Regions from separate parts of the Homo sapiens genome. Here region 1 is linked to region 2. A link is an interaction called in ENCODE POLR2A ChIA-PET data of the cell type or tissue named here. Cell type or tissue: Panc1. All regions are shown on one strand. Each heading gives the region's core, and the rest is flanking DNA. Links, peaks and the distances in the headings are about the cores only.

What was found. ChIA-PET counts read pairs that join two places held together with the same protein. Peaks named below come from ENCODE experiments on the same cell type or tissue, not always from the same donor. Only the 100,000 strongest peaks of a DNase experiment are listed, where the experiment ranks them.
Region 1: POLR2A ChIA-PET joins it to region 2 with 10 read pairs; 2 of 35 experiments call an interaction of 5 or more read pairs at or near these places.

Annotation. Positions count from the first base shown.
Region 1 is chr6:124,695,247-124,706,163 of GRCh38, forward strand. All of the region lies in intron 4 of NKAIN2 (sodium/potassium transporting ATPase interacting 2), which reads left to right. Among named protein-coding and RNA genes, the nearest start is that of RNF217, 260 kb to the right of the region's middle. In Panc1, for the core only: no CTCF peak of the experiment used is centred there; no DNase peak of the experiment used is centred there; H3K27ac peaks cover 1,313 bases.
Region 2 is chr6:124,603,221-124,614,137 of GRCh38, forward strand. The region is part of intron 3 of NKAIN2 (sodium/potassium transporting ATPase interacting 2); the gene reads left to right. Among named protein-coding and RNA genes, the nearest start is that of RNF217, 350 kb to the right of the region's middle. In Panc1, for the core only: no CTCF peak of the experiment used is centred there; no DNase peak of the experiment used is centred there.

The DNA of each region.
Region 1 (10,917 bases), core at 1,473-9,472, 92 kb after region 2:
AAACAACCCTTTCTGCCTCTGCTTCTGAAAATACTTTAGACTGCAGAAGATTTAGATACAAACGTATATGTCAGAGAGATTGACCAGCTCAGAACACCAGCCATCAAAACTCATTTAAGGGTTTCTTAGGGCAAATCTATTCTTACCAGGACAATAGCATGAATCTCAGACAAATATTTTAAAGATCTCATAACTCTCTTGCAAGAATTTTCCTTGAACTCCACTTATTGATTTGATTCTGAGAGCTTTATGAAGGTTAAATATTGTTCTGTGCATTCACATAATGCAATGGTCTTATATTGATAACAGTAGCCTGAGTAACCAAATTTTAAGCCATGTCTATTTTAAAACGAGAGTTCTGGCAGATATGAAGAAATCTGCTTTGTGACTTGAAAGGACATTTATTTTCAGAGGACTATGTTGCATTAAAAAATATTTCATTTTCCTATTACCTTAAGTGAAAAAGGAAATGGAATGCAAACTCGGCTAAAGTAGGAGGGTTCAAAGAACACATAGGTTCATATAGGAAGGAGGGCTGCAGGAACAGAAAGATGTGCTATCTTTTCTCACCCATCATAAGGGCCATGGCCAACACTCCTCTAAGTAAAGACTGGTTAACAAGAGAAAGGCATAACAAATTTATTTAAGCAAAATTTTATGTAGCATGATGGCATTCAAAATGAAGACCCAAAGATGCAGGGGAAACTGCTTTTGTGCTTAGGTTCCTTGAAGAATGGACAGCCTTGTAGACATGTGATTGGACATAATGGTGGGATCTAATGGCAATAGACTGAGAGGGCAAACTCATCTGTCTGTTCAGATTCTTCTTGGTCTCTCTGTGTAGCATTTCATCCTCTCAGGTAGGAGGAAGGACCTCTGTGAGAGTCTTCAGGGAGAAGGTAAAGAGTGATCTTTCTAGATTTGATTGCTTGCTTTGGAGGAGAGGGGTTCTAGCTTCCATGACCTACCTTGGAGAAGATGAATTCTGGTTTGTATGAATCACTTTGCATGCGAATGTGAAGTGGGAGACAGGAGGAAAGGAGAAGCTCAGAGAGAGAGTTTGCTTCTGAGGCTGCTTCTGAGGTTTTCCAATTTCCTTTCATTAAAAGTACTCAGTATGCCTAAGTGCCATATTTTGGGGCATCATTTTCCGAGCCCCAAAAGGGCCACATACAAACTGGTTTTGCTTCAGAGTTTTCTCCCTGCCGCAAGCCACCTCCCATGCCCTGAGACCTGCGGGATTGAAAATAGGCCTCCAGATTTGCTGTCTACCGGACAAAAAATGGATGTTCCTCTTATAAGCCTGATATTGCCTCATAGCTGGTCTTTCTTGTGCTATCATCATGGGAAAACACATAAATCCCTCATAACAGAAGCAAATACTTAGCTATCTGTGTCACCCTGACAAGTTAAATTGCTGAAACCTCAAGCATGTTTAGGTGTCTTCTTGAGAATCAAACCCAATTGATATGTTGTTTTCTGCGCTTGATTGTATAAATTTACAAAAAAGTAAAAGGATCTATTTTTTTTTTTTTTTTGCAGGAAAATAAGTAGCTGTATAGGTCAAGAAGATTGAAATAACAGAATTTAGGGAACTTGTTCCACAGTTGAAACAATCAGTACTTATTTAGGCTACTGTAATTTGTTTGACACTTGCATGAATAGGGGTTCCAAACAAGGTCACTTGCGATTTAGTAAGTGCCTCAGTAGCAAAGAAAACTAAAAGATGGATTTTTTTCTATTGACTCCCTGCATGACCTTCAATGAGTTATTTGCGCATAGCTTTTGTTACCTCCATTATAAAATAAAAATCATAATATTAATCGTTTTTCCCCAGGGTTTTCTTTAAATCTTGAAAAGTTTTTAAAAATTAAAGTGCAGTATAATCATTAAGGGTCTAAGAGTCAGAACACATAACCTGGGCATCTGCAGAATCCCTAGGTCTTAAAATTCCCAAAACAAATCAACTAGATTTTCACAATGTAAAGGTAATGAATATGACAACAGTAGTGGTGAGGTGAGATGTAGGAATCAGAAGAAGAAGGAAAAGATGTCTTGTGTTGAAAAACACAATTAAATTAATTAGATGATGGTGTTTCTGGCTTAATCCTTGGTTACTCAACAGATTTTTTAATCTAGTGGCTCATTAACCATGTAATACCTAACTTATATTCTAAGATTTTCATCACAATTTGTTTCTTCATATAAAACATCTATTATTTTTTCATATCGCAGTTATGAGTACACTTCTGTGTCTTTATCACACTAGAGCTCTCCTAAATGATAAACATTATGACAATTTAATATTTACTCTGTATAAGCTATGCTTTTATAAAGTCCAGCAGAAACTGATGCAGGATTTCAGCCTGCAAAATAAGTGTAGGTTAATAGGCATTTGTTTTTTACTTGCAGCACTTCAGCTAACTTTTCCAGTCTATATTGTTTCTGTTTCAAATGCTACATTTTATTATTCCTATAAAGCAAACATTAGGTAATATTTCTATTGTATACTAACAGGGATCAGCAAAAGATGTATGTACTAGAATATATTCTCTAAGAAGAATTCAGGGTTTCATTTAGTCCTGCCGCTAAAACTCCTATATCTTACACACTGGCACCACATAGACTTGAAATCCATCTTGGTGGCTGGTCTGTCTAAATGAGTCAGCAAGGATGGTGTGTATCTTACATTCAGAAGTCTTAGTTTGATGGGGTTGTACGATCCCTGACTTCATTACAAGTACACCTGTGACTGAACAGGTGATGAAACATGGAGCAAATACACAGAGACAGATGGATTCAGACTGGCATAATTGTAGTCTTACTTCATTATTATTTTCCCAGGCTCCAGGTGATTTCTATTTTTCTTTATAGCATCACTTGTCTCAGGAAGTCCCAGTGGACCTTGAAACAGAAGAGAAAGATGCATCCTGGTTTTTATCTAAGCCAGTTTGCAGTGTGGGCACTTCAGAGGGTTGTGCTATGAAAAAGCAATTAGCTTCTTGAGTCTAGGGTGCCATTTAAAATATCTAAGCTACTGTGCTTCATCATAAAATTGACCTTTTTAATTTTTTATGTTAGAAATCTCCACTAAAAGTGTTAGCATAAAAAAATGTGCAGCTCCAGGGAAAATATGAAAGGCTTGGGAAGGAGTAGTGAAAGTCTGTGTTACCCTGAAGAAAATTTGAAATCAGCTCCACTTGGATATAATAAATACCATGTCATGAAGTACCCTGTGCTTAATTTTTAAATAATTGGTATCATTAAGTAACATAACAATGACATAGCAACACCAGTTTTGCATAAGTAGGCAGGCAGTGTATCTTAGATTTACAACCGACTTACAATCTTGCAGGATAATTACTTTGCTCTCTAGAAAAGAAGTCCTTTTCTCATTACCTTTGACTGTCATTCCTATGCCATAATCATCTTAATGTGATTGTAATTTATGTATTGTGTTTTTCAAAGCTATATCAGATTTGCCATTTTAATTTTCCTGTCCAACTCCAAAGTTTCAGTGGGAAAAAGTCAACGTCAATTTACAAAACGTAGGGGGAAGTTATTTAGGAACAAGAGAATTTCCACAGAAGGTCATCATATTCATTTATGCATCCCATAGTTTTGTCACTGCCAGTAATAACACAGAATGTTTTCTAGAGGGGTGTAGAGGTTAGTGCAGGGTAAAGGTTGAGAGTTAAATTACTTGTGATCCAGGCCTAGCAATTCCACTCATTAACTGTAGGGCTTTTGGCAAATTATTTAACCTTTTGGTCCTTCAGCTTCCCTGTCTATAAAATGAGATTGCAATCTAGTTAGTTGTAGTTGTAGATCCACCCCAAAGCTTAGTGGCTTAAAGCAATAATTTAGTAATTACCTCTCAGAGTTCTGTAGGTTAACCAAGTTTGGCTATGTGGTTCTGGCTTGAGGAACTCAGTCACATGATGTCTGGGCCTGAGGGGAAGTCATGTGGACTGAGCATTCAAGGTGGCTCACAGTTGATGCTAGCCATTGTTGAAGCTTAGCTGGAATGTGAACCAGAGTGCCTCCTGATGGCCCTGCCATATACTTCAGCTTCTCATAGCATGGCAGCTCAGTTTGGAGGGGGACGGCAACCCAGGAAAGTGCCTTCCTAGTGACCCAAGAGGAGGCTGCAAGGCCTTTATGAACCAGCCTTGTTATACGGTTTTGATCTCTGTCCCTGACCAAATCTCACGTCAAATTGTAATCCCCAGTGTTGGAGGTGGGGCCTGGTGGGAGGTGATTGGATTACAGAGGCAGTTTCTCATAAATGGTTTAGTGCCATTCCCTTGGTGCTGTTCTTGTAATAGAGAGTTCTCATGACATCTGGTTTTTTAAAAGTGTGGAGCACCTTCCCCACTCTCTTGCTGCTGCTCCAGCCATGTAAGACATGCCTGCTTCCCTTTGCCTTCCAACATGATTACAAGTTTCCTGAGGTCTCCCCAGAAGCAGAGAAGATGCCAGCATCATGCTTCCTGTACAGCCTGCAGAGTCGTGAGCCAATTAAACCTATTTTCTTTATAAATTACCCAGTTTCAGGTATTTCTTTATAGCAATGCAAAAACGGACTAATACACCTTGGAAGTCACAGATTCATGTAATGGGAAATTAGACTCTACATTCTGATGGGAAGGGTGGCAAGATCACATTGAGAAGAGCATATGGAATGGGAGAAATCATTATTTTTGTCAACAAACAAATGGGGGAACAATTACATTTCCTTTTCTTTTTCTTTCTTTCAGTTAAGTAAGATTTAGAATCCAGCAGAATTCTCTGCTCAGAAAAAATACATAAAGAAGTGTGTATTTATAAAGATGATTTATCGATATATTTTTAATTTCACATTTTGATGACTTCCAACACACCTCATTACTAATATTCAGAACAACCTGCTTAAGTGAGTGACTCTAATTATTGTTCTACACATGAATATTATGGGAGTTAGATGAAAAATCAGGCAAAATCTTAGAAGTCACAAGGGAAAATAACTCATGCATTAAATATTTTAATAGGATCTCACCAAGATGTGGGAAAGAACATTTAAAAATACACTTCCCTCTGAATTGATTAGTATTACTTCTGTTCGCTCAGAATCTCATTAATGAAAACTCAAAGTGTTGAGTTACATCAGCAACTTTTTGCCAAAGCAAGAGGTTCATAACAACTGAGAAGTTTATTATAGTCACAGTTAGAAGACTTTATGTCCAAAACACAGTTCAGTCCCTTGTAAATGTCAGATTACAAACCTCAGTTTGCAAATGGGTAACAGTATTTTATTTCTGCCAGCTTTCTTCAAAAATGAACTAATAATTAAAGATAAATGATAGAAGCTATAACTGACCAAAGACAGGAAGTTGTGCCCCCAAAACAGTTACTAGCCAGCTCACTGATTTTAACCTAGAGGCTAACTTAACTTATAAGCATTTAGAGCAAGAGGAACATAAAATTTCTGACATGAACCTAGAGAGAAAAATACACCTAAAAAAATTGAGTGCCCTAATACAGAAGCTCATTTTCCAACCTCAGATAACAGATTAGGGTGCTTTCCTTAAATTCCAATAAAAAGGAATCTACTAGGCTCTTCATATAGAAATTGTCTCTTTCCTGACACACACACACACACACACACACACACTCTCTCATCATGAAAGAGACAATTTCTATGTATGCGTGAATATAGAAAATACACACACATATAAATATTGTAATTAGAACATTTTAAAATAATGCCCTAGAATTCTGAAATTTTGGAGACTAAGTTCTGTAACACTTCCAAAACTAAGCTTATTATAAAATATTTTATTTATTCATACACTGTGATCATCTAGAATTTTTGGCATAAAAATTCTAGTTGATAAAACTAAGGAGAGAGATACACACACACACACGCACACACACACACACACACACACACCGGATGACATACATATAAAAAACTGAGCTAAAACTTTGGAATTTCATTTCTTTTTTTATAATGTTTTACCTTCTCTTGATTATTTCTGTTGTAATACTATAAGAAAGGATGTTAAATTGTGTGATCTTTCAAAGTCTTTCTTAAGGACAATTAATTAATGGTGACTTTCTTTGTTTGAGCTGCTCAACTTAAACATCTGTCCATATGAGTTTTATACATAATGTTGAAAAATATACTCAGAAGAGTATTAAGTATGTATTTTTGCGATTTGTTCTCTGTCAACTAAAAAGTTGATATAGCTTTATAAAAATTAAACAATACAAACTGGCACAATAAATAATAAACTGAAAACAACTAATTAAAGGAAGCAGAGAAGTAAGTGATAAAGTGAGTTAACTGGGATCTATTACCTATAACACTGATATAATAATTGTTTCTCAGGAGAAAAAGAAGCATGACAATAGATATAAAGAAAATTTTATTTTTCTAATCAACAGGAGCGTACATACATTTACATGTGTTTCTCTTCTTTGTGTCATTATCAAAGTTTGAGTCTTAGTATTTTTTACATTAAGAACCTAGAAATTTTTTGGAACTACTTTTGGTCAGAACCAGTTTTGCCATAAGGATCAATCACTTCATTTTTTTATTTATCAAGATTATTGCATGGCCTAATAGAACATGTTTTAATAAAGACATCACAAATTTTTAGGATATTTTGAGAGTAAGATTAGTCCTGTCCCTCCATCCCAGGTTGGGCTGGGCATTTGTGCTAACCTCTGGAACTACAGTGAGCCCATAAAGGAGAACTATGCAGATTCAAAGACTTTGGACATGGCTACAGTTTGAACTATTGGTATGTTCAAAACATTCCTCATGGAAGAATAGTTTGAAGTTGGGTTACATTGAACTGACAGATACAACAATTTCAAATACTGCTATATATATATTTGCCTATCAAATATGCATGATAAAAATGACAAAATATCAAAACCAGGCATGGGAAGCATTCCAACTCCATTAGAATCCTTTTTGAATATTTGATATTCATTTTTTTGTGTGGATAAATAGATCATATTTTGAATTTCATGAAAATGCCAACCTTATAAATCATAAATATGAAACCTTGTAAATCATAAATCCAAAACTTTTTTGAGTGTGATATATTTACAGTTAAATATAAGGACAAAGAGCAAAAAGATATTTATATTGACTTGAATGATGAGTAAGCATTGTGAATTGTCTCCATGAATTCCATATCTGGCTGAGATGAACAGCCAGCAAATTCTTGCCAACACGGTTTTCATTTTCTTTCTTAATGGGGCTTTTTTAGATACATTACAGTGTTTAAGTAAAGTGTCAGAAGAAGTCAATTTGTGGCCAAGAAAACGTAGAGGAGGGGGAGAAAAGAAATAGTCTCATGATGCTTGTTTCCCACTTCCATACTCATCACACTCCCCATTTCCCCACCTTGATGCTAGTATTGTTCTTTCTCCATTAAATCATCAATGCTTATTAGCCTTCTGAGAGCCACAGAATGTAAAATTTTGAAAGCCCAACTGCCAGCACAAATGCCCTGACATCGGTCATTACAATTCCACGCCCTAAAGGCAATCAGAGCTTTTTTAGTCATTAAAAATGCAAACATAGCATTGAAACTACAGCGACATTATTTCAATGCTATGTGGGTAATTTTCCAAATGGAATATATTCCTTAAATATATGGTTTCATAAAGTTAAATTTGGCTCACTGCTTTATTCACATGATAACATTTTTATTTGAAAACAAATTAAAAGTAAACTCTGTGGGCTTAAAAGTCATCTTGAGCTCATGTGCTGGATAGAGTAAAAGTTGCATGCAAAAAAAGGGCATTACTACTTGTTTCCATCATTCTACTGGGTATATTTAAATTCAGATTCATCCAGTACTTTGTCAGCAAAGTCATAAACCTTTTACAAATGTATTGTCACCAAAAGACAAAAACTACAATCTGGAACAAACCAATGATCCTTCAAGACTACCTCTGACTGGATTTACTCTGGGAATTTTCAAAAGTAGGTATGATATGTCCTCCAAAGTGGGAAAGACTAAAGGAAAAAAAAACAACAAAAAAACAAAGACCTACATGAGAAATTTTCTTCCAGACCTTAGAGAATCAACATAAACTTTAAATCATGAGTACTGATTACCGCTTAGCATTGTTTCCTTACTTGGGCAACTTTGGAAGGTGCCTATGATGATTGTATATAGCACAAAATTCTGATATTTAGTTTGGCTATTTAATTCACACATTTCTTGATTTTCATATAATGTTTCAATAATTACATTAATCCATGCATTCAACTGTACTTTTTAGTCTGTGGTACTGTAGACAAGAGAACAAGAGAAGGAAAAAAAGATACCCAGAAGATTGTACAGACTAAACACTGGAAGCTCTGACAAGTGTGTGGAAAACACTTATCAGTCCCACGAGCACAAGCCTAGTCATAAAGGTTGATGCCTTTTGCTAAGAAGTAAAGAAGTGACTCCGTGCTGGCTCTGACATATCTGTTAGGAAATAAACAATCTTCTCAGAATACAAGTGTGAGACATAATTGAGCATCTGCCAAGAAATATAAAATTTACCAACAGATAGGGATTTGTGCCAGTTTGTGGGTGAATCTGGAATATGCCAGCAGAGATCTGGAATATATGTTTAGTAAATTCAATGTCATATAGGACATAAAAAGGCTTTTTCATGTATATCTGCCATCTGAAATGTATGTCTCTAGAAAAAAAAATAAAAATAGAAATAAAGAACTAACTAAATTTATGGTACCGAAGAGTAGTATTTGTTTTCCAGAATCATAATTGCATGTATACCAAAATGGGAGTTCTGGAAAAACGTTGGTGTAGATCATGAGAAAGGCCCAAAAGGCAAGTCACAATGACAAAAGAACTATTTATAAGAAGAGGCTCACTAACACATTGATTGAGAGAAAAAATGCACTGAGGTAAAACCAATTTGAAATGTGTCATAGATTGAAGAATAAAAATTAATATATTCATTAAACATTTCTTGAAACAATACCATGTAGCAGACACTCTGTTTAGAGCTTCCTAGAAAAAAAAATCACAAAAGACTATAGAAAGAAGAAATACAGAGCATTGGTCACAAATGTTATAATTTCTATACTCAAATTCACAGCAACTAAATAAACAATGTAAGTTGAAATTTAAGTACAGGGTTACAATTAAAATCCCACAGGTACTTATACCCAAGACAGACCAAGATGGCTGATGAATTCTGAATAGCAGTGGAAGGCTAACTTGTTCCAAATAATAATAATAAAAAAACATGTTGGAGAAGAGCATATGTCACAAATACATACCTATAAGGAAAAACCATAACCCTACTGGGAGAAAATAATAGACAATGTTTGACTGGAAACAAAAAGTGAGAGAGAGAGGAGTGAGAAAGAGACAGAGAGAGAGAGAGAGAGACGTGCATATGATACACCCTCCTGGTTGGATGTTTGCATTATCCTAACACCAATTAAAGGCAATATACCTTAATTCTGAGAGACTTTCATTATCTGAAAATCTACTATGATTTATATCCTGATAGAACCAGAGCGTCTAATACACTCTCTACTTAACTTCCTGGTGATTTTACCTCTCAGCAGGAAATGGAAACAACAGAGGGAGTGCTATCTGCATTTAATTTTTACCACCCAAGAAAAACCAATTAACAATAAAATGGAAAAATGGAAACTTTCTGTGAATATATTTATTTAATACTTATAATGACCATAGGAAGAAATAATTTATTTAATTACAAATCTACCCTCTTTTCTTTAAAAAAAGTTTCTGCTAAAAGATAGATGTCATCCAATGGCCAAAAGCTCTTAAAAGGAATATGGCTTGGAAAGAAACTAGATGCTTCCAAGAACAAGATCATGATCACACAAAGACAAATGTGATAAATAGTACTAGGAAGGAATAACTAAGTAGATAAATGAATCTGGATGCACAGAGTTTTCTATAAGCTCTTAATGAAAAGGAATACATATAAAAGATTGGGAGTCCTTTAGTTATTATTAAGCAGTGCAAGCTGAGGCCTGTGAAAAATAAACAGAATAATAAAAATGACTTTTTAGTATGTTCAGAACAAGATAAAAATAAGAGAGGAATAATCTGCTGTTAGATGGCTTATAAAATGATACCACATGACACAGAAAATGCAGAAATTCCCAGCTGCTTTCTTGTTGTTGTCTGTCACAGACTGATGTGGGGATAGTGAACATTGTAAGAAAGAATTGAACCCTAAGTGGAGAAAAGAAGAGTGCCTGCCATGGGTACAAGTCTCCTGTTTGGTAAAAATTGCATCCCAGGGTATTTAAAAAGTTTGTGAATAAGATGGTTGAGATGTTATCAGTAGCATTTGGGGAATTATGAAGATGGAGTCATTGGGAGACTAGAAACAGGCAAATTATGTCCTGATTTTCAAAATCTATAAAAACAAGCTTTCTGAAGGGAACGAGTTTTTTTGTAGAGTCACAGTAAAATCATAAGACATACTGTTAAACCCTGAATTTTGAGCACCTAATGCAGAGAGCAGTCACTAAGGCTCAAAATAGTACGGGTTAGAAAAGAGTTTATGGAAATAACTCAATTAAGCATATGTTATTTTAAAACAGACAGTCAAAGAAGTAGCATGAAGAGCTCTGAAGCAGCAGAGGAAAGCCTAGAGAGAATGTAGACTTCACCAAATTGAGGGACCCACAAATCCTCCACACATACTGTTGGTGACCATTATGTTTTTTGAGAGATTGATAATGATGACAACAAAGAGAAGGTTATCATGACTATGGCGACCTTGATGATCACAATGATAATGATTGTAGGATCTCTGGAGCGTTAAGTTCCCGAAAACAAGAACCACATTTGGTTTTTCCATTGGTCTGTTCCAGTACCTAGTACCTAGGAGGATATCCACTTGTTT
Region 2 (10,917 bases), core at 1,414-9,413:
CTAGTATTTTCCCTGTTCCCTGCTACTGAAAATGATTCTGTATGGTAACATGCCATGTCTGTTTTTAAAGTAAAATCATCAAAGTATATATATTCTCATATTTCTACTGTCATTTGAAATGGTTTTGTTGATATTCAGCTTTGATACTAATATAGTATTCCTTAAATTCCTGCATTTCTATTTTCATCATATACATTTAGTTAACAAGTTTCAGTTCTCTTTGGAAAAATAAATCAAGAATTACTTGCTTCACCTATCAGGAGCCCATGTAATTAAAATTAAGGAATTACTTCCTTAATTTAACTCTTTTTCTTTGTCTATATGTCAGTTCAAAATGATTAAAGTTACAAAATAGTAGAACATTTGATTAACTAAGCTGCCTCAGAATTTACTATTCCTCATGGAGCTGCTCCACAAATTAGAGTTTTTGCAGTTCAGTTTGCCTTCTGTTATATGTAAATAGGGTGACCATATAATTTATTACCCAAACTGATACACTGAGAGTTAAAGGGACAAGAAAGTGGGAAATAGGGCTAACCAGACTGTCCCGGGAAAACCCAGATGTGTAGTCACCCTAGATTGAAGTCACGTTAGACCAAATAAATATGGTCATTTGCCTTTACCTGAGCTGAAAAGAACTGTCAATCCAAGATAGTTCTCAGCAAGGTTGGTCTCAGGACATGAAATGTCACAAAACTGTAACTTCAAGGGGTTTTGTCATCTTCTCAAGACTGTCTCAGCTATTTGGGTTTTGCTGCCATCAGAGAACAGCAATGTCACAATTATAGCTTTGAGAGTATAAAAGGACACAGTTTTCTTTGAGAATCAAGAAGATATTAATAGCTTTCTCCCGGAGGGCTAGACAGGAGCAAAGTATTAAGCAGTGTTTCTTGAAGCTCTCATAGCGGAGGATGACTGTGTGATTGTCAACCTCTAACACATACCCACTGAGTTAGAAACTCCTGGACAAGGCCTACAAACACGAAATTTCAACCAAATCCATAAGTGAATCATATACACACTACATTTTAAATTTTACCCACTGATTTAAATTAAATAGGAATACTAAAATAATGTGATATAATTGCTAACTGCTCCCTTCCTTATTTGCTCCCTTTCCTTAGCTTATTTGCTATTTTAATAGGTGTCAAAAACATCTGCTAATTTATGTTTTATCTACATATTTGGGTTGACTTAAAGCATTTTCAGGGTTTTAAAAATTATTTCTTTCCCAGTGTCTCTGTCTCTCTCCCTCACATCTTTTCTATTCTCCTTTTACTTCTTTTTGTGTCTTCTTCCTCACCTCATCAGAATAGATGAATTTATTAGATCTTTCTCTCTATGCTTGATAATTCTTCCTCATTATCTCCACCAGAAAAAATAAAAAATGTATTTTTAATAAATATTAATATTTAATAAAATTAATAAAATGGAAAATGGAAAAGTGACAATACAAAATCCGTTCCCTCAATTAAAAGGTACTTCTCTAGCATTTTACCTATTTGAGTGGAGCAATGAAATCCACGCTCCCAGTTACTTTATTCTTTGCATGTAATGCTGTAGGAAATCTGTTGGTTACAGATTTGTAAGCTCTAGGCTCAGTGGCCTTACCACCTGGCTTTGACATTATTCCCTACAACAAAGCATCGTAAGACTTGAGGGCAAGATCTCTGCTGATTCATTGCTCCATCCCAAATAGCTCCTGGCAGAATGTCTTGTACAGGAAAGACACCCATTAATATTTGTCAAATAAATGAACAGAGGAAAAGAAAAACCCGGGCTTCCTCTAAACTTGTCACACTAAGCTCATGATTGAATCAAACACATAAAGAAACCCTTTCATGATATAAATGAGAATACTAACCCCTGCTCTGTGTGGCTTTGTAACAATATTTTTAACAACTAAGTTCAATCTTTTGTCAGTGTTATGACTCTGAAAATTAAAGAAAATGTTTTGTAGAAACAAATAATTAGAAATATTGCCAGGAAACTTCTGTACTGGTTGTTGTTACTTTTATTCGCTGGGTCTGTGAGAAGGTTGGTGGTATAGAGAGAGTTGTAAGAGGCATGATTAACAAGGGCTTATTGAGCCCTTACTGTTTGCATAGGCACTATTTTCAAACGGTGTAGCAAATATAAAAGATACAAAGTATATGACATTTTCTTCCTCTGTAGCATGCAAGCTTGGTGGAAGACAAGATTCGGAGCACAATTAGAGAACAATATGAGACTATGTACAATGAAGTGGTAAATTGAATATAATTAAGCACATTTTCCATAATTCCAAACTGAAAAAGTCAGAGGGGAAAAGACCGATGTTGGTTGCCAGTATAATAAAATATGTCAAAATTAACAGAAGATGGAATACATAGAATTTCAAATTCTATTGTGATGAATATTATGGGGTATCTCCGCAGTATATGTTTACTTCAAGTTTTCCTACATAAAATAATGAGAAAATGTAATTTTATGTCAGAATTTCCCATCGTAGATGATCTTGAAGAACTCTCATTTTATAAATTTAGGACAGGCTGCCATGGCTACCTAAAAGGAGGACAAAACTTTGTATTATGCAAAATAATTTCCTTTAAAGATATCTGTGTTTGCTGACAATGTTTGTACTGTATCTGTCCCTTCAGTTTACAGATATTAGGGAGCAGGGGGACAGTCTTTTTAGTGGAATTACTATAGCAGAGAGCGCAAGGCCACCTGTGCCTCCAATGGTTTTGTTTCTGTGCAATGTTCTTAAAGTTGACATATTTTCCTCAGTTTAACTCCTTTGGGATATAAAGGCATTTGAAAGATAAGGGTTTGGACTTTAGGAAAGACTTTAAAAGTAAAGATCTGAAGTTGAGGTTGGTGCCATTTTTTGTCACTTACACTTTATATGAATTTTAAATTTCAATTTGGCCTCATTTTAAATCCTCTCAAAGTGATAGTACCTCTCCTCACCTCTCACAATTCTGTATTCATAAATATTCTATTATTTCTTGGAAATATCTTGATCTCAGAGAAAAAAAAAATAGCATCCCAGGGCTGACTTTTCTCAGGAGACTTCTCCTTTTTTTTGCTTTTTTCAAATTTCATGTCAACCACATTTTTTTCCCAAAGGAGAATGTCTTTTTACAGAGAGAAAGAGTAGAAGTGAATGGTTGAATAAGTTTACAATCACACCTCTATCTGCTCATTGCACTTATTTAGTAATATCTCAGTGCTATAGTCTTTAATAGTATATATATTTTTAAAATACAATTGGTAAAGGAGTTTTGCTTTGAAGTATTAAAAACATCACAACATTTATCTGCAACTTCTTTTATTGTACATCCATTAGAAATATCCAAATGAAAGATAATTTTTAATTGAAGAAAATTACAATTTCACAATTTCTAGTATTTAATGTAAGTGATAAATGGAGAATAATAATAATAGAAATGATATATGCATTAAAAATACTTTATTGATGAAATCACTGCAATTAGGAAAAGTAAAAGGAAAGAGAACAGGATGACAGTCTATCTTCATTAAGTAGCATCTATACTGATGCATCGGTTTAGTAAATGAGTGAACTTGTCATCTGGATCACTCTGTTCACATCATCAGCCCATTCTTGCTCCTTCCAAAGAAGGGGTTAGAATCCATGTTTATAATTTTGAATTAAATTTCAAGAAAGGACCACAATTAAACAGAACAACAGTTGGTTCACATAAATAGGAGATTAATAACTTTCTAAGCAGATGGCTCAGTAAGGTCATTCATCAATGTGAGTAAAGATGAACTGTCAGCAATGAAGAGAATTGAAAATATGGAGTGGATAGTTTAGTTTGTTGGACATGGAGTTGTTGCTGGAAAACAAATTCAAGGAAATCTAGAAGGAGAAATAAACTTGGAATGCTATAAATACCTATTGTCAAACTTAGAATTTATACTGGTTTTGGAATAATTTAATCAGTCTCTGTAAAGACACTAGACTTCAAAGCTCATTTTAAATACTAATAAAGTGTGATTTAACTATATATTATTTAAAGAAATATTTTAGACAAATTAAATTTAGTGAGAGTTTATTTGAGCAATAAACTCTTCATGGATTGGGCAGCATCAGAACCAGAAGAGGTTCAGAGAGCTCCACCCAGAAGTGTGAGCAGTGAGCTTTAACAGGCCAAACATAGAAGCAAAGCAGGAAAGTAATCTGATTGGCTACAGCTAGGTGTCTGCCTTATTTGGGCATGATACAATGAGTTGTTTGCCTGCTATTGGGGCTGTTCACTCCTAAATTAGATTTCAATTTGTTTACCTACTGTTAGGTTGCAGTTCATTGTGTCAAAACTCAAAATATAGAGATAGTCTCAAGCTAATGGCCTATTGCTTATTTAACAATATCTATGATATTCACCTTATCATTGCCCCTACTGTATTGCAAAACTTATCCATCTTCGTTATACACACACACAAACATATATATATGTGTGTGTTTATATATGAATATATATGCATATATATAAACTGTTCACAACTTACAATGGTTCAACCTATGATTTTTTACCTTTACAATGGTACAAAAATGATATGTATTCAGTAGAAACTGTACTTTGAATACCCATACAACCATTCTATCTTTCACTTTCAATATAGTATTCCGTAAATTATATAAGACATTTCTTTATTACAATATAGGCTTTTTGTTAGATGATTTTGCCCAACTGTAGGTGAATGTAAGTGTTCTGAGCATGTTTAAGGTAGGCTACGCTAAGCTATGATGTTAGGTATGTTAGGTATATCGAATGCATTTTCAACTTAAATACTTTCAACTTATGATAGGTTTATTGAGCTATAACCCCATCATAAGTTGAAAAGTGTCTGTACAAAGATAGATTTATTGATAGATACATATATCTTGCTCACAAACCGAAGCCAAAAAGAACTAGCAGTGATGACATCCATGTTTTCATACCAAATGAACCAAACTTTTTGGCTTTACCATTGTCTCTTACCCATGTTGTTTGTTTTTCTTCTACCATTAATCTGTATGCTCTTTTAGGGTAAAGAATACTTTTTACTCATGGTGACTCCCTCTGCCTCCAGCACTTTCCATGTTATCAATGCAGACCGGGCACTCCATAAGTGTTTCATAAATTGAACTGAATTGTCTTCCTTATCATCCCCTTCAACAAGATAGAGGTAGTAAATGGCAATATATTTGGAGGGAGGGAGGTATAACTATCTAAAGCCTCAAAAGCAACAAAGGACAATAATTCAAATATCTGCTAGATCAGGCTACATGGTCATGAGGTGGGACACTGGTGAAGTGAAGGGAGTGTGCCCTCCCTACAGCAGTGCTGTGGCCACTCAAATCCAATAATTTCCTGCAGAACATGAGCCAAATCTCTATCTTGTCAAATCTTCCAAGTTTTAAGAAGCTAGAAACTCAAATATTGATGTGGAAACTTCTGATTTTATAATGCTGGCAAACGATTGGAAGTATTTTTTTAAACACTGCACCTGACAAATAAAATATTTCTGTGGGTCACATCCCTGGAGCTCACAATTTTCGACCTCACTCGGGGCAACAGAAAAGCTGACCAAGAAGGTCAAGATGTTAATTAGGCAGCTCTGTTGACCACAGGCAGATGCCTGTGGACTATAATTCTCCACCTCAATGTCACTTGGCTACAGGGTGGTAGTGTTAATGACATTCGAGGTAGGCAATATATGTATCCATGAAGGTTTGTCAATCTGCGGTGTATACACATAATGGCTGAAAATCAGCTGTCTCTTATTTGTTGCGGTTTGTTTGGTGAGACTCTGTGGGAGTATTTGTGGCTTAAGAGCTTGGAAACCTCAGTGTCCATGAACATAGGAATTGTTCAGGGAGGAGATGTAACAGGTGAGGCAAGAAACCAGAATGCCACCTTTAATTTCAGTTGTTGTCTGGAATGCAAACAATGCTCCTAGTTACCTGACCAATATTTCCCCTCAATGTAAATGATTTGGTGAAAAATGATACTCTTTCTCACAGCCCCAAGAGGAGGTTAAAATCCTCTTACAGCCTTATTTGAAAAGTAAAATTTCAAAAGAAAAGGAAAGAAAGACAGCCAAAGCAATCATTATAAAGCTTGAGGCTAAAGTCAGTTTTACTTTATTTTTTCATCACTCACCCTGGAATTGTTTGATAGGATGGTTTGAAAGAATTCGGGATGAAGTGTAGCATCTCCAAATGTTAGAAAATGTATACTAGAATATTTATAAATCTTGTTCCATTTTACGCACCCTAGATGTCACGATATATGGGAAATTTAAAAAAGTATCAGAAAAACTCGGCATGGGGGATGAGAGTAACGAGTGAAGATGATGAACATGTGTCTGATCGATGTGTCTCCCACTCTGTCCTCCACCTGCCTCTCACCTCCTCCCCTGCCTCTCCCACTAGCTTGCCCCCCTCCGGAAGCCCCACACATTTTTTTTTCACTTTTACATGAACGCAACATGCCACTTTTGAACTCACAGACTTCACATCTACCTGGAAATTCTGTTCTTTTTCTTTCAAAATTCATCTCCAAAAGGTACCGTAAATAGACAGAGTGGGGTAGTGATAGAGAGCTACGACGCCGGGGCCAGACTGCCTGAATTTGCTCTCTATTGTCATCTCTTTTCTAGCTGTGTAAGCTTGTGTCTCCTTTCCTTTGTCTTTGCAATAGAGACAATAATAGTAATCTACCTTAAAAACGAGGTTTGATGTTTAAATGAATTAGTAAATATACAGTTCATTGGAGAGTTGTAACTATATAGTAAACACAGTGTAGTGTTAATTATTTTATTATCACTCACGACCTCCTCCTCTGTGAAGTCATACCTGAGCTGGAGGCTAAAGAAGTGTCATGGCACCTTCAAGCACCTACTCTGTAAAACATTCTGCTACATTTGACTTTTATTCACAAATGCTTATGACAATGTATTATAATTATTGATTGATAGGATATGTAATATTGTATCTACTTACATATACATCTAAGCTGTAGGCTACTCAGGGGCACAAACAAGATCACATTATTTTGATTATATGGTATTATCTAGAACTTATCCCAGTACTTAACACATAACCGTCAGTCAAAATATGTCAATTTCCTGAATGAATAAGGATGTGCATGGGAGTTTATCCTAGTACTATTTCATGACTTGTATCTGGATTAAATATGCATTGGAAAAAGTACTGTATTTTTGTGCTTTTGACTTAATATTTGTCATAGCAAAGGGAGAACTAATATCTTTTTCAGAGTGATACTGTCTATGCTGGTTAATATATTAATTTATGCTACCACTTCTCTCTGCTTACATTAGTAAAGCCTGACTCTCTCAATTTTAAATACAGAATTATCATACACTTTGCTAGACACGCTTCATATTTCTGGGTTTGACACTAGTTTTCTGGAGTACAAGAGTGTCATTATGTCCTTATGTCTCAAATGCAATCTTGCCCCATCTGGATTCATGTTAGAAGAGGAAGCAGATAACAACTTTTCCTACTTCACACCTGTGAGATCAGTAAATTTGACCACAGATTAGAAATTTTAAAATGAATAAAATTTTAAGTGGCACTTCTGATGCAGTGTATTTTATGACTTTTTTTTAAAGAAATGTACTTGACCACCAATATATTATTTATAATTCAAAAAATCTGACTCAGAACAAGTTCTATTGTAACCTTATGCATCATCATTATCCTATTCTAGTAAGTATAAGGGATAGAATTTCCTTACCGCTACTGAATGCTTGACTTCAATCTAAAACACTCTTAATTTGCATTAAATTAAAGGCCACTTAGAAAAATTTAGAGAACACTTTTTTGTGTGTGCAGAAAACATTAATCAAGCAGTTTTCCTCTGACTTTTTTAACTGGAAATAGCTCATTTAAATATTATCCAAACTCTACTTCTTTTAAAATAATTTTTTCTTAGTATTTTATTACTGGTATTAGTGTAGTCATCTTCTTTAGTGATGTTAAAGCATCAGGGTTAAAGGGCTAGAAATTTAGCTTAAGACATAAATTAAAGGTGTGGGAATTATTTACTTTGGAGAAGAAAGAGATTAAGAAAATAAATGTTATTAAAACAAAATAAAAGGTAAACGCCATTTTATTTTGTTTGTTTGTTTGTTTGTTTATATTACTTTAAGTTCTGGGATACGTGTGTAGAATGTGCAGGTTTGTTACATAGGTATACATGTGCCATGGTGGTTTGCTGTACCTGTCAACCCATCATCTAAGTTTTAAGCCCTGCATGCATTAAGTATTTGTCCTAATGCTCTCCCTTCGCTTGCCCCCACCTCCCGACAGGCCCTGGTGTGTAATGTTCCCCTCCCTCTGTCCATGTGTTCTCGTTGCTCAACTCCCACTTATGAGTGAAAACATGCAGTGTTTGGTTTTCTGTTCCTGTGGTAAACACCACTTTAAATTATAGACAGATTTGGTGGATTAGAATAAAATAGTTGTTACTGTGTGTGTGTGTTTGTGTAAGAAAAGAGGTAAGTGTTTACTAGAAGATATTAGATGATCCCCTAGATGTTTATAATATAAGGAGTCTTTGCTAAGATCGCTTAAGTGTGACTCCGCCTTGAGGTATACATGTCGGCTAGACCAGACCTGCCACTAGGACTCAAGCTGGGGAGAATTTTGAGCACTTTGTTGTCAGCACCATTTAGAAGACAATTTTTTTTATCAGCTTTATATTCTACAATATGTGTAGACATCACTGAATTTCAATCTCATTTGCAGCTGAATAAACAAACGGTAGGTATTTCCAGTTTTTTTTAAGCCCTCTTACTTAGAATTACCACTCATTCTCATATACTAAGATTATATCATTTATGTTTTTAAATAAATATCCAACCCCTCCCCAGACTATATAGGTATTTTGGGCTGATTATATAATATTATATAATATATGCTGAGTTTTTATTTGAATCACTCTATGTTTTTGGAATAGAAAAAAATCTTAAATACAGGAACAGAGTTTTTATGTGAAAACTGCTAGGGGGAAAAAAAAATAAAAACTGCTAGGGGGAAAAAAAGCAAAAACAGTTGCTTTGCATTAATAAAAACATAAAGCCTCCTTTTTTATTATTTGTGATACAGCACCAATTTATCTTACATAAATTAAACTCATATAACTAATAGTAATATAGGCTAGCTTGCATTAATTTTTTATATGCATTGCACTATGGTAGAAGTATTTAAAAAAGAGAAATATTCAAAGATGGAGTTACTAGCCTGAAGAATACAGGGGAACTCTATGTGGAGATCTAATTCTTGAAGTCTTATACCTGTAAGGTGGCAGAAAATAGGGGAGGCTGAAAGTCAGTGAACCCCAACTTCAGTTTCCACAATGTACAACTTACATATTGTATGGCTCAAAAATCTCTGGAGCAGCACTTTCTTTGCCTATAAAATGAAACTATTGAATCAAATGATCCCTAAGGTCACTTCTAAGCTTTATGAATATATAGATTAAAACTTAGAAATAAGAATCCTAGGAAAGATATAATCACAATACCCAAAACTAAGTAGAAATCTTAAAGAGCAAATAGTTTCAAATCATTTCCAACTATGTATCCTTATATGATATATGATGATTACTGATGTGGTTATTATCTATTATTTGCATGAGAGAGTTTGGAGGAACATCTGACATTGGGGAACACCAACTCTGAAAATAAGGGAAATAAGATAGTCTTTTGGGAATTACACTGTTAAACTGACATGCTCAAGAGCCAAGAAATACAAAGTCAACTAAAAGAGAGCAAGTGACTCTCATGCCAGCAGGACTAGAATGTCACTTTTTGAATGTTTCAATATACCCAAAGCATGAACGTGTTGAACAGTAGTGGAATTAATCAGCCTTGGAAGAATAGAAAAAGAAGAGTTTGTGCACAAATGATAGCAGAGCTCTTGCAAGCAGAGTCCAATGGGAAGTGAGGCTGAGTGATTTAGGTATTTCCATATCAATAGCAAGACCACTGTGAGCTGAATACATCAGGTTATCTTACCCTGATGCTATTAGACAGTCCATTCATTCAACTCCCCTTGTTCTGACTTCCTGCTCACCAAGCTACCTTCCGACCATAATCTAGCCTTTCATGCATGTCTTCCTACTGAGAGAAAGTACACTGAGGATATCCACTTTGAATAAATATCTCCTGTTCCTAAAGCAGTGATTTTTTGTGGAGAATCAATATGGGTTTCTGATTATGATTTGGCTTCCCATGTGCTGGATCACAGGGAAGAGATTGTGCCAGTGTGACTATTCTAATCTAGATATTGTTTCTTATGGTAAATTAATAAATACATGCCCTAGTCTCATATGCCATTTAGAACATAAATCAGCACTTAGGGCAGGAAAAAGCCATGGATGCCAAGAAATGTCTGGTCCTTCAAAGCAGAGGGTCAAATTTACAGATGGGGCAGTTAATAAAAGCGCTACCTAGTGAGTTCTTACCTTCATCAAGCTAACCTTTCCTTACATGACACTCTATTCCTCAACCTATAATAAATATTCAATTTCTTTTTTTCATTCCCACATGAATGCAAGATTCAGAAAGGCAAAGGCTTGGTTGCCTTCATCACTCTTTGTCTAGTGCTTAGTACCCTGCCTGAAACCTAGAAGATGCCATTAAATATATGTGGAATAATGAAGCTTATTCACACTAGCTACCATTTCAGTCTTTCAACTTCATTGCTATAGTAATTTTAAGCAAGTAACCACAATTCACATTCCAGTAAAATGATCAGGTCATTTCAGCCTGAGTACCTTAATTCTCAAATCCTACACCTCAAGAATTCATTGAATTATGATTTTCCCTACCAAATTTTTTCTCCTCTCTTATTTTTAAAAATGAATCATCTGACTGGGCACGGTGGCTCATGCCTGT